Linked DNA regions of Homo sapiens: region 2 is linked to region 1. A link is an interaction called in ENCODE POLR2A ChIA-PET data of the cell type or tissue named here. Cell type or tissue: OCI-LY7. All regions are shown on one strand.

The links. ChIA-PET counts read pairs that join two places held together with the same protein. Peaks named below come from ENCODE experiments on the same cell type or tissue, not always from the same donor. Only the 100,000 strongest peaks of a DNase experiment are listed, where the experiment ranks them.
Region 2: POLR2A ChIA-PET joins it to region 1 with 6 read pairs; 7 of 35 experiments call an interaction of 5 or more read pairs at or near these places.

The regions. Positions count from the first base shown.
Region 1 is chr17:60,133,884-60,137,883 of GRCh38, forward strand. It overlaps LOC100996660 (a long non-coding RNA gene), which reads right to left and starts at 1,761. Exons shown (of 3, transcript NR_187530.1): 1 at 873-1,761. RefSeq lists enhancers at 1,433-1,492, 1,603-1,702. In OCI-LY7, no CTCF peak of the experiment used is centred here; DNase peaks (open chromatin) are centred at 1,238 and 1,838; H3K4me3 peaks cover 2,184 bases; H3K27ac peaks cover 1,017 bases.
Region 2 is chr17:60,068,537-60,072,536 of GRCh38, forward strand. It overlaps HEATR6 (HEAT repeat containing 6), which reads right to left. Exons shown (of 20, transcript NM_022070.5): 5 at 3,679-3,793; 6 at 2,170-2,271; 7 at 1,175-1,312. Among named protein-coding and RNA genes, the nearest start is that of HEATR6, 8.4 kb to the right of the region's middle. In OCI-LY7, no CTCF peak of the experiment used is centred here; no DNase peak of the experiment used is centred here.

The DNA.
Region 1 (4,000 bases):
ACTTGAGGTCAGGAGTTGGAGACCAGCCTGGCCAACATGGTGAAACTCCGTCTCTACTAAAAATACAAAAATTAGCTGGGCGTGGTGGTGTGTGCCTGTAATCCCAGCTACTTAGGAGACTGTGTCAGGACAATCGCTTGAACCTGGGAGGTGGGGGTTGCAGTGAGCCGAGATCACGCCACTGCACTCCAGCCTAGGTGACAGAGTGAGACTCCATCTCAAAACAAAACAAAACCAAAAAACTACCCAAGACTGGGTAAGTTAGAAAGGAAAGAGGTTTAATTAACTCACAATTCTGCATGACTAGGGAGGTCTCAGGAAACTTACAATCACGGCAGAAGTGGAAGCAAGGCACCTCTTTCACAAAGCAGCAGAAAGAAGTGTGGAGTGATGGGGGAAGAGCCCCTTATAAAACCATCTGATTTCCTGAGAACTCACACACTATCATGAGAACGGCATGGTGGAAACCACCCCTACGATTCAATTACCTCCACCAGGTCTCTCCTTTGACACGTGGGGATTATGGGGATTACAATTTAAGATGAGACTTGGGTGGGGACACAAAGCACCTAACCATATCAGCCCTAAAGCCATGGCTGGAGAAGGCTCCTGCCAGAAGTCCACCCCGAAGCCCTCAGACTCCACTGTGGCCTTTCCTCACTCTGCTTCCTATCTCCATTTTTCTTTCCCTGAAGGAGGTTGCTCTATCAATGCCTCCCGTGACAACACATGCCCCCTCCTCCCCCACCCCCCAGGCTCAGCGATAAGGAAGCTGGTGCCCTGAATCCCTGCCCCACCCAAGACTCTTTCCTTTTCTTCCCACTTAGTCTACTTGAAACTCCTCTCTGTATTTTTTTAATTAAGTTACCCACCTCAGCTTTGTTTCTCAAAGGCTTTAACTTTTCCGGGAAGAGCTGCAATCGTTTCTTGGCAGGAGTAGTTTCAGGTTTGCATTGCTCTGAAAGAGACTCTCAGAAACACGGGACCTCCATTTTGGTGTCAGCACCGCACGCACCCCCACCCAAGCCAGCACCGTGGCTGGAAAGCTTACGTATAGGATAAGGGATGTGGGTGGAGTGGGAATTGACGTGGAGGATGTTGGAGATCAGATCAACAGATGCTACAAAAAAACCCAACCCCTCCCCACCGAAAGACGGCAATACTCAGGCTAGGAGCCGCTGCACTAGGTGCTAGGGACCCACTGAATTTTCACCAGAGCAGTGGCTTGGTCAGATCTCTATTTCCAGAAACATCGCCCTGGAATCCTTTCCTTGGCGTGGAAGGAGAAGTTGACCCCGAAGAGTTACTCAGTCAAGGGCGACTCATTGCTCCACTCTAAGGTTTCTCTAAGCACAGGGCGGTGGCGAAAGGGAAGGGCTGCAGGGTGGAGTCCGGCACCAAGACCTCCCGGCCCGGCTTCTAGCAGCACACGGACGCTTGAGATGATTTCTTCTGAAAACGGGCAGTGGTTGAAAACCACTGCTTCAAAACACAGACTGGAGGAGTGGTAAATACTAACGAGGAGTTTTAGCAATGGACTCTGTTAACAGAGTCTGGTCGCCTGAGAAGGGCCTCGGAGGACTGGCCAGGTTGGAGAACGATTTCAACTGCGTACTGGACGACACACAGAAGACTGCGGGGAGCCTTAGCCCCTACCCGGCCTGCAGTGCTCTCTGGGGCACACGGCAGCCCCACGACGCCTTTGGGTTTCTTCGAGCGCTACTCGCACGCACCAGCGCCCACACAGCTGCAACGCCAAACGCCCGCCAGCACCTTAGGGCCGCGGGAGTCCCTTCCCCAGGCCCGCCCCACACGCCGGCCTTTTCTGCCGCTTCCCAAGCCGGAGCCAATCAGCGCTCAGCAGCGACCGGCAGGGACGACCAATCGACTTATCCTGCGTTGTGCTAAAGACCTAGAAATCGAGCGTGGTACATTCGATCGACGGAACGTCTGGGCCCTAGTGCTAAGTTGGGTGACTGTTCGGTGGTTGTCTCGGGGGGTTGCAGGAAGATCCTGTTTCCTTGGCGTAGAAGGAGAGGTTGACCCCGAAGAGTTAAGATTCTCGAAGCACACTATTTATCCGTGGCCCTCCTCCTCCTTCGCGGGGTAGCTTGGGGCAAGTCATCTATTCTCTCTAGATCTGTGTTCTGCCTAAAAATTAATGAATGGGACAAAATGGTCTCTACAGTCCCTTGTTTATCCTGGCCCTGCAAATCCAGGATCGCTGCCGTTGTATCTCAGTCTGATGTCGGTGGTCTTGCGCTGGCCGGTGTTCTGAAACTTTGTCGGCAGTAACATGCACTCCAGTCAGTCTCTTCAGTCCAGGACACCATCGCCGGGGAAACTGAGGCATAAGAAAAATAAAAATGAGCATTGTCCATCCACAAATATGTATTGTGCTCCCGTTGTGTATCTGGCACTGCCCTGGTGCTGGGTCCCCTATGAGAAACAGGCATGGTCCTTGTGCCCCTAGTTATAAACTATGTCACTTCCATCAGACTCTGAGATCCCCAGGGAGGAGCTGTACTCTCATCAAGCTGCTCTCATCAGCAGACAGGAAGGAGACAGACTTGTAGGCCTGCATGCTCCTGTGCTCCTCTTGAACTCCCAGCTCAGCCACTGGCTGCCTTTTACCCACAGATCTGAAAGGAGCCAGGGCGGACAGGCTCCAGCAGTACCTCTTTTCTTGAGGAAGCCACCTTCTCCTGGCTGTCCAACCCTGAAAGGACCTTGGAAGTTTGGGGGAGTCCCTCTTGGCACTCTGATTTATCCAGAATGCACCTAATCACCCTCTACACATGCACACCCGCCCCCCCCCCCCCCCCGACACACACTCCTCCAGCCTGATACCCTGCTGGGGTTCTTTTGCAGAGTTTTGTCTTGAGGTCATCAGAGAGGTCGTGCTCCATGGGGCATTGAAGCACCACAGAGAAAAACCCCTGCAAGGCCAGGAAAGCATCTGAGAGGCATCTGAAGTCAGAAGGCCTGTGCCGGAATCCTAGCTGTTTCTGGCAGTGTGGTCTGGGTAATTTAACTTCTACCAGCACCATGTGTATAAATGAACATCATCACAGCACATACCTCACAGATTGCTGAAAGGATTAAATGAAATGATGGATATAACTCACTTGCAGCATGCCTGGCAGAGACATATAGTAAATGGGCAAGAATTGGGAGCTACTGTTATTATTGTGTTATTGTGATTATATTCAGCAGGAAGGAGGCCTCCCAGGCTAGGCGCCAGTCCTTGATGAGAAGGTGCCCACTTTATGTCCTCTCCTGTTTCTAACTCTCCTCTTCTGCCTTCTGTGGTCCCAGCTGAGTGGCTGTACCTCAGCAATATCCAGTTTCCTGCCTCAGAACATGAAGCCCAGATATACAAGCTGAAGGAGGGTGCCACATTTGAGAGGCAAGGGAAGATCAGGCGGGGACCCTGTGCTTCAGAGCTTTGGTCACATCCGCAAGGAGCACAGCAGGCCCTACCAGATAAACAGACAAAATCAGGAGGGCTCCAAGGTGGGACAGAGAAGGAAGATTGTTAAAAATTGAATCTGCTAGACTGGGCGTGGTGGCTCACACCTGTAATCCCAGCACTTTGGGAGGCCGAGGCAGGCGGATCACGTGAAGCCAGGAGTTCGAGACGAGCCTGGCCAACATGGCAAAACCCCATCTGTACTAAAAATACAAAAAATTAGCCAGGCGTGTGGTGCGAGCCTGTAGTCCCAGCTACTCGGGAGGCTGAAGCACAGAATTGCTTGAACCCGGGAGGTGGAGGTTGCAGTGAGCTGAGATCATACCACTGCAGTCTATCCTGGGCAACAGAGCAAGACTCTGTATATTTTAAAAAAAAAGGCAAAAATTGAATCTGCTGTGCCCAACCAAGCCATCAGCTGATCAGCTGTGGGGTCCTGCCCTGAATCATTTACTCCTCACCCTATCTCTGGGACCATCAGGGCAGGCAGGCAGCAGCAGATGTTTTCCAAGCTCTACTGCTCCCAGG
Region 2 (4,000 bases), 65 kb before region 1:
TTGCCTACGAGATAAAAACCCAAACTACTCAGCCTCCTGTACAAGAATCTTATCATTCGGCCTCTGCTACACAACGGCTCCACTCTTTCTCTCCCCGCACTGAAACTCTAGTCCTACTAGTTAACAAATGGGCAATATATACTCTCATTCTCTATGTCTATGCACCTTTTGGTTTATCTGCTTGAAACACTCATTCCTCCTTGTCTGTACTGCTACTCACTCTGAAATCTCTGTTTAGCTACCACACCTTTAAAAAGCCTCCTCTTCCCCCTCCATTTAGACTGAGTGTCCTCAATGTGTTCCCAGAGTACTCTGTGAATATTCTAATGAGAGAAACAATAATATTGCATTGTAGTTGTTTATTTATCCATCTTTGCCTTCTCCCTCAAACTCCTAAAAGCAGCCAGAGTCTATATACTTAGTGCTTAGCACAGCGTCTGGAACACAGCAGATGTTGGGTAAATGCTGAGTGAGTGAATGAGTGAAATAATTTCTAATAAGAAGCACTTTGATCAGGTATGACATTTCTGGAAGTGAATCCTTGGCCATACATCTGTATGCTCCAGGTTCTCCAACCAAAGCACGAGGGAGATGGCAGCTTCTGGAAAGGCTGGGAAATCAGGTGAATGTAAGGTGTGGAGATGGTGCGCTGACTGGTAGGTGGGCTTCTAACAGTCTAGAGTGGGGTTGGCAAATTATGGCCCAAAAGCCAAATCCAGCCCAGCACACAGCCTGCTTCTGTAAATAAAATTTTAGTGAAACACAGTCATGCCCATTCATTTACATAGTGTCTATGGCTGCTTTTGCACTGTTACAATAGAGTTGGTAGTTATGACAGAGACCTGAAGTATTTACTAGCCTAGTAGAGAAAGTTTAGAGAACGTTTGTTGACTCCTGGTCTTGAGCATCATGGGGATGAGAATGCTTGGTTTGGGGTATAAAGTGAATGCTCATTTTTATAGCTGTTATACTGACTACACCTCTAAGAAGTATAAGATGCTTTAATTGGTATTTTGAGCATCAGATGAGTTTAAATTTACTATGCTAACAACCCTAAACTGAAATAAAATTCAAGGTAGGCTTTTAGGGTAGTAGTGATGCAAATCATAGAAAACACACACAACAATCTATTAAAAATAAGCCACAACTTAAATCTAAATAAACATAAATGTACCAAAGTTGGTCGAGAAGCACTGGATTCTGATTGCTGTGGTTTGATAGGTGTTCGCCCATCATACTGAGGAAGCGGAGTTGGGTATAACACCGTGGGCATCTCTATGTTTAGTCCAGGGAGTCCGTGAAACATGAATTTCTAATAATGATGAATAAGGACACACACACACACACGAAACCAAAAAAACCATTAATCATAAACCATTAATCATAAAATAGAACTATTTACCATGTCTGGATCACAACACTCATAGATAATGTTCAAAAGCCTACTAAGGAAATATAAATGAGATAGAAAATAGATACCTTGAAGGCATAGGGCTTAAAGAAGAGCTGAAGTTTATCTGGCCTCCAGCTGGATTTGGTTTGGTCAGATCAAATCAGGTCTGGTTTTAGTTTCCTTATTTATTTATAAAATTTATCCAATTACTTTATCTGTCTATAATTTTTTAAACAAATTTATCATTTTTATTTACCTATCTCCACCTATAGCTATCTCTCTATTTGATGTGGGAGCAAGAGAATGCCACAAGGAAAGAATTACTTCTTACTTTGCTGGCTGAAGAAGCTGGGTCCCCAGAGATGCTGGCCTGACTTTCCGACTGACTGGCACGCTCGGAAGCTGCCCATTGACACACGTCTTGGTTGGCCTGTCTACTACTTGGAGGAGAAAGCCAAGGAGAAGCACTGGCTCTTCTTGTACAAACAAGTACAACATAGTCTATAATTAAATATTCTATAGGTCATACTCCCCTACCGATTCCCTTCCTAAGATTCATAAATAATTTTAAAATTTTGATGCATTTATTAAATGGAGATTTATTTTCTGTTCTTAATATTAAGTGTCTTTGAATATGAACATTTTTGTCTACTCTCTCAAAATATATGTAAGAACTTTTAATACCTCAAAGTTAGCCTTAGAATAAGGATGTAAAGTGGTCCTTGTACCATGGGTTGAAACAGGAAAGACAATGATCATATGAAGACTTGCCTTACCTTTAGCACAGCTAAAAGTGCTCCAAGTTCATCAGTCTGTGTTAGTTTCATTCTCCCACCATTTAGAAGTGACTGTATACCTTTTAATGCATTTTGCAATAACTAGGGGGAAAAGGGAGACCCAGTTAGAAGGCAGAATAAAATCTGGTTGTCCAGGAATCAACTTACTAGCACCACTTAGGATGGAAGAGAGACAGTCTCTAGATGATGAAAAAAAACTTTATTATAGACACACATATACACACACAAAGCAGAAATGAAGATCTAAGGAGACCTAATAAACTACCATGAATTCTTTTCTAGAAGAAAAGAATAATGAAGTGGTCTTATTGTACATGTTTATAAACCACTATGTACAAATGGTGAGCAAGAAAAAAGAGAGAAGATGTTTAGCAAGAAAAATGTGACAAGGGATAAAAAAGATAGCACAGATCAGAATTGGGAAAGCTCTGTAATATGGCAAACCCAGCCCTCTTAAAAGCAAGGGGATGTATGTGGGAACTGCTGATAAATTATAGAAACTTGGTTTCTGGAGGGCAATTCTGACCAAGATTGATTTCTTGACTCAGTAATCTCATTTCTAGAACTCTCTCCTTAAGAAACACTTCCGACATTGGGATGATGTGAACTGTAGCCTTGTTTGAAATAGTGGGAAAATTTTAAAAACTTCAATTTTGATGATTATGATAATGATTATAAAAGAAGCTAACCCTCTGCTAAATGTAAAACTCAACAACAATAACAGTAGGCCCTTTGAATGCTTTATTTCATATACTTCTCATAAGAACCCCACAATGTGGTTATATCAGTCCCTTTTCAGGGAGGAACACAGAGGCTCCAAGAAGTTAACTAACTTGTCCAAGGTCTTCCAGCCATAGCAGTTAGAAACTATGAGGTATATTAACAGGAACCGAATAGATGTCCCAGAGATATTAAGTTTTAACAAAACAAGAAAGTTACAAAACAGCATGTTAAATATGATCCCACTTAAAGCTGTAATTATGCTCATTTACATATAGAAAAAAAAATCTGAGGGCACACAGCACAAATTGTCTTCAGTGGCTATATCCGAGCAGGAGACTAGAAGGAACTTTATCTCAGCTATATAACATTTGAAATGTGTTACTCTAAATTTAAAAGATGTTAATAAACTGTCGTTTGCATCGTATTTTTAAAAAAGAAATAAAATATTGCAGATATATTTGGTGAAATCTCTCTTTACTTTCATCTTAAAGATAGTCACTAGCCTGCAACTATTGCTTTTATACTCAGAAGGAAAAAGAATAGTTTCCTCTAAAAATCTAGAATTGCAAAATATAACAAATAAAAAGCTTCTTATAATTTAAACCGAAATGGTATGATTTTAGTCTTTTTAGGTTACAAACATTTCATATATGTGTATTTCTCTAGACGAAGCTAATGGTGCAAATTAAACTCGTTAGTAACACTTTTCCAATCTGCTTCTAGACACATCCGCAACATTCACTACGTCAATGATAGTCCACTTACCATGCAAAATGTGATATCATCCATATCAGATGATTTTGGAGACTGTAAAATAGTCAGAAAAGCTTGGAAACAGACATTTTGGTAGGGCTCCTCCAAATACGGCTGTCCTGGCACACTAAACGCATACAGAGAAAACAACTCAAACTCAGTCTCCTTTAAAATGAGGCTTGCAAAAGACTAATTAAAAATAGCAGTAATATAGACTATTAGAGTTGGAATATACCCTTGAGTGCAACTATGCTATGGAAAATTATTATTTTGGTTAATTAGTTACTGCTGGGGGACAGGCACAGGGCTAGAATGAATATAGAGGAAGGGTGGT